Regions from separate parts of the Homo sapiens genome. Here region 1 is linked to region 2. Evidence: chromatin contacts called from ENCODE Hi-C data. All regions are on one chromosome and are shown on one strand. The core of a region is the stretch at or near the end of the contact, and the rest is flanking DNA. Distances in the headings are between cores, read along the strand shown. Region 1 overlaps CFAP61 (cilia and flagella associated protein 61). Region 2 overlaps MACROD2 (mono-ADP ribosylhydrolase 2).

Evidence for each region. Hi-C counts contacts between places; a loop is a spot of excess contacts on that map. Pooled maps may share reads with other maps.
Region 1: a map with no recorded cell type shows a loop between it and region 2 (17-fold over the local background). The contact joins two enhancer-like sites. A Hi-C loop is called at or near these places in 2 of 37 single-sample maps with no recorded cell type and 1 of 50 pooled maps.

The regions. Positions count from the first base shown.
Region 1 is chr20:20,209,115-20,211,814 of GRCh38, forward strand. The region is part of intron 17 of CFAP61 (cilia and flagella associated protein 61); the gene reads left to right. Among named protein-coding and RNA genes, the nearest start is that of CFAP61-AS1, 57 kb to the right of the region's middle. Within about 2 kb of position 1,445, at least 4 of the 41 ENCODE cell types and tissues checked have a DNase peak (open chromatin) inside an H3K27ac peak, as active enhancers do.
Region 2 is chr20:15,316,322-15,319,021 of GRCh38, forward strand. All of the region lies in intron 6 of MACROD2 (mono-ADP ribosylhydrolase 2), which reads left to right. Among named protein-coding and RNA genes, the nearest start is that of MACROD2-AS1, 390 kb to the left of the region's middle. Within about 2 kb of position 1,395, at least 2 of the 41 ENCODE cell types and tissues checked have a DNase peak (open chromatin) inside an H3K27ac peak, as active enhancers do.

The sequences.
Region 1 (2,700 bases), core at 195-2,694, 4.9 Mb after region 2:
GGAATGTAGCATCTATTTTCTTCATGCCGAGGCCACACAGCTGCTAAGTCACGGTTTGGGGACTAAACAGTGTGATGTCAGAGCCCACGATTCACCATTGCTGTGTGTAGGCCAGTTCCCTCATGTTGGTTAAGTTTTTATCCCAATTTTTATCACGATGAACAGTGCTACCATATCTGCCCTTATTATTTTTCAGCACATTTGTTTTGATTTCCTTTGAACAAATTCCTGGAAATGGTATTGCTCAGTCAAAGGTAAAGTTACTATCTCTTTAATCAAAAAGCATAAAGTTTTAGAATTTGAAAATGAAAACTTGTGATTCCTGAATTGAAAAAGATGATTTCTCTTGGCAATATGTTGCTTTATCTAAGCAACATACAGAGTACAGAGATATACAACAAACCCTCTTTTTTATGTCAGATACAGATTTTTAAGACAAGTAACCAGGTGTGCAAAAGGATACATCTTTTATTTTCCTATTTTTTTCTAATTGAGCTGAGTCTCTGCTTTGAGCCTTTATTCCACCTGATGGGAGTAAAAGTAACCTCCATCAATTCTGGGTAAATTTAATCATTTAATGTTTACATTGAGTCCATTTGGGAGATTTCTTCTTTCATGTTTTTAGGCAGGTAGGAAAGACATCCAAGTTCTCAGGAGCTCATGGACATGGAATGTCATGGCATCGTGGCAGGCGGGGAGGAGGCTGGGAGGGGAGGTACCTGCTGCTTGGGTAGTGCCTGTCCTCACAGGAATCCTGAGTTCAGAACATCAGCTTTTGTCCTCAGGCAAAGTCACCCCTTGTCCTGGCATCCAGGCCCCCGCAGCCCTCACTGCTTGCTGCAGAAGAATCCCATCCTCACAGCCTTGAGGCCAGTCTGAGTGTGGCCTTGTGTTCCCTGGAGCTACGTGCTCTCTTCCTCTCCGCTTTCCTTGCTTTGGGCTTTCAGAAGCTCATTGCTGCCTCATTTCCTTCCTCATCCAGGAAGTTCCCTCAGCCATCTCCACTGGACTCTTCCCAGGACAAGGTGGCAGTAGAGTCTCCCTTGTGAGGCAGTCTCCTTCCTGTATTCTCCAAAATCTTTGTAGGGATCCTGCCCCCTTCCTTCCACTTTCCTGGCCTTAGCCAGAGGAAGGAGAGGGCTGCGCTGCACTGATTTCTCCTTCTTCCCCTCTGGCTTTCCTCCTCCTGGTCCTCAGACAGTGGGCTCGCTGTCCCCATGTGTTCTTCTGCATCTGTCATTGGAAGCATCAACTTTGACTTTTGATGCATAACAGTCAGGCTTTTCAGACTCAAAAAACCTTCTTGCAACCCGTTATCTGCCTGGAAACAAAACAGCACAGAATTGACGCATTTGTTCTCTGGGGCTGGGTCTGCCCAAAGGCCTGGTGTCCCCTGGCTGTTGCCTGCAGCATCAGGAGGGGTCATGAGTCAGCAGGGATTGGCAGAAATGAAACACATCTGCTAGTACAAAAACAACACCCCACTAGGATGACAGCAGCGACAGACACATGAAACACAGACCACGAATGCCCCTCTGGGGCTGGCCGACTCCCTCTGGCTCATGGAAGAATTATAAAAATGTGATTCCATTCATTATGAAGTGATTGGAGGTCAGTAGATGCATATAGAATAAAGTACAGTGTCATAAGCCTAACTTTCAGGCCTTTTTATTAAAACTTTCACTTGTTACATCCCGTTAATAAATTCTAGTTTTACAAATGGGATATGGGCCAGGCACAGTGGCTCATACCTGTCATCCCACACTTTGGGAGGCTGAAATAGGAGGATCACTTGAAGCCAGGAGTTTGAGACCAGCCTAGTAACACAGTGAGACCCCTACCTCTACAAAAAATAAACTATTTAAAAAATGGGTTTTGCCTTCCTGGAAGATGTGAAAGATCAGGAAAAACAACCGAGAACCTAGAGAGGTTTTACATTCAAATTAAACTGAGATGGATTAAAAGCCTTCCACAGTTTAGTAATTTTCCTAAAGCAATTTGAGTTTGGTTATCTTTATTTGCACACTCATCAAATCCAGAGGGAAAATGGCATTTGAGTTCATCAGAGGCAGAGGATTAAATGGGCCTTGGAAAGTGCAGTACCTGGTTAGCCGGGGGCGCGGTCCTCCCAAAGGGCTGCCCCACGTGGCCTTGGTCGAGTGGGCAGGGACTGCCTTTCACCTCTGTGTTCCATTAGAGAAGCAGCTTGAAGCCCACAGTCCTCAGTTCTCAATCTGCTCTCATTCTCCAGGGTTGAGCCACTTTAAGTATCAAAACTTTTAGTCTGAATGTTGCCTCAAGACCATTAAGCTTAGTCAAGATGACTGATGTCATGATCTCCATAGTAACCAACTTAATAAGCAAGAAGAAAATACAAAAGATGACTTAAAAACAGGGGAAAAAAACAGAATAAATAAGGTATGAAAATAGCATGGGAGCCATAAAGATTTTTTTTACTGCCACTTTGAGATATCAAACATGACTCAGCTACAGTGCAGGCAGGCATGAGCCATTTGGTCCGTCGAAACCCATGGCAATAAACATAAATTACAGACTGTGCCACATTCCTACTTCTTGTGCTGTTCAATTGTGTCCCAGGTTTTGTTTGTTTTATTTTTTCATATAATTCAGTGCATTGAAATTATCACCATGGTAGTCACTGTAATTGTGGTTTTTATGGTAGTTTATGTATTTAACCAA
Region 2 (2,700 bases), core at 145-2,644:
AAATGTGGGTTCAAAGCAAAAATATGGATAAAGATATTCCATGCAAGTAGTAACCAAAAGAAAGCCAGGGTGGCTCTACTAATATCAGGCAAAATGATCTTTTAGTCAAAAGCTATTAAAAGAGAGAAAGAAGGACATTAAATATTAATAAAAGAGTCTATTCTTTAAGAAGCCATAGCATTTATAAACATATAGGCAACAAACAACAGAGCCAAAAGATATGAAGCAAACACTGATGGACTTCAAGGGAGAAATAGATAGTTCTACAGTAACTATTAGAGATTTAAATATCCCACTTTCAGTAATGGATAGAACACTGAAATGGAGACCAAGAAGGACATAGAGAACTTGAATAGCACCATACACCAACTAGACCTGACAGAGATTTTGAACACTCCATTCCACAACAGCTGAATACACATTCTTCTCAATTTCTTCTGGGCCTGTTTCCAGAATAGACCATACGGTAGGCCACAAAAACAATTTTCAATTAATTTGAAAAGACTGAAATCATGTAAGTGATCTTCTCTGACCACAATGACATGAAGTTAGAAACCAATAACAACAACAACAAAAAATACTGGAAAGTCCACAAATATGTGAAAAATAAAATTAAATAACACACTCTTTAATACCAATAAACCAAAGAAGAAATCACTCTGGTAAATTGCAAAATTCCTAAACATGAATGAAAATAAAAACACACATACACAAACTTACAGGATGCAGAAAAAGCAGTGCTCAGAGGGTGACTTATAGCTGTAAATGCCAACATTAAAAATAAAGATCTCAAATCAATAATCCAATTTTGCACTTTAAGAAAGTAGAAAACAATAAGCAAACTAAGCCCAAGGCTTGTATTAAAAAAGGAAATAATAATTATTAGAGCAGAGATAAATGAAATAGAGGATAGAAAAACATCAGAGTAAACCTGGAGGACCTTGACTAATTCCCCTGACTAAACGAAAATGGTGATATTTCTATAGACCTACAACAAAAATATCATAAGAGAATATTCGAACTATTACAGAACAGAGATAAAATTGACAAGTCTCTAGAAACATACAATGTAGCAAAACTGACTCAAGAAGAAACATTAGTATTAGTGTTCTCCAGTGAAACAGAGCTAAGAAGATATCTATATCTCTGTCCATCCATCTAATCTATCTATCTATCTATCTATCTATCTATCTATCTATCTATCTGTCTATCTATCTCTATCAAGATATTTATTATAAAGAATTGGTTCACTTGATAATGGAGGCTGAAAAGATCCAAGATCTGGAGAACCAAAAAAGTTGAGAATATAAGTTCCAGTCCAATGGCTTTTTGAGTCTGGCAGGCTTCAGACTCAAAAACAACCAGTGTTTCAGTTTGAGTCTAAAGGCAGAAAAATAGCAATGTTTCAGCTAAAGGTAGTCAAGCAGAAGGGTTTCTTTTTATTTAGTTTTTTTTGTACTGTTGAGGTTTTCAGTTAACTGGTTGAAGCCCAAGCACATTAGGGAGGAAGGACAGTCTGCATTACTCAGTCTACTAATTCAAATGTTAATCTCATCCAGAGACACTGTTACAAAAACACCCAGAATGATGTTTGGCCAAATGTCTGGGACCAGTCAAGCTGATACATAAAATTAGCCATCAGAGATATAGTTAATAAAACTAAAAGTTAGATCCTTGAAAAGATCAACAAAATTGTCAAATCTTTAGCAAGACGAAGAAAAAAACAGAAGTTGCACTTAATTGAAATCAGAAGAAAACAGAAGTTGCACTTAACTGAAATCAGAAAAAAATAGAAGTTGCACTTAACTAAAATCAGAAATGAAAGTGGTGACATTTCTATAGACCTTCTACCACGAAAAGATCATAAGAGAATATTTGAACTATTGTATGCTAACAAATTACAAAACATGGATGAAATTGACAATTCTCTAGAAGCATACAAGGTAGCAAAACTGACTCATGAAGAAACAAAATTTGAACAGATTTATATAACAAGAAATTATATCAGTAATTAAACACTTCCCAACAAAGAAAAGCCTAAGACCAGATGGTTTTACTGGTGAATCTACTCAACATTTAAGCAATTAACAGCAATCCTTCTCAAACTTTTCCAAAAAATGGAAGAGGGAACATGTTCTAACTCATTCTATGTGGCCAGCTTATCCTGATACCAAAGCCAGACAAAGACATCACTAGAAATAAGAAAATTATGGACCAAAATCCCTTATGATTATAGATGAAGAAATCCTCAAGAAATACTAGCAAACTCAATTTAATAGCATATTAAAAGGATTATACATTATAACTAAATGGGATTTATCACAGAAATGCCAGAGTCATTCAATAAGATAACAGCAATCAATGTAATACACCATATTAATAGAACAAAGGAAAAAATAATTATCTTAACCAGTGCAGAAAAAGAATTTGACACAATCCAAAACCTTTCATGAGAAAAATACTCAAAAACTAGAAATGGGAGAAACTTTCTCAACATGTTAAAGGACATTTATGAAAACCTGATGATTAATACCATGGTCAATGGTGAAAGACTGAAACCTTTCTCTTTAAAATTAAGAACAAGACAAGGATGTTTGCTTTCAATATTGCTGTTCAACATTGTACTAAAAGTTCCAGACAGAGGATGTAGGCAAGAAAAAATAAGGAGCATTAAAATTGGAAAGGAAGAAGTAAAACTAT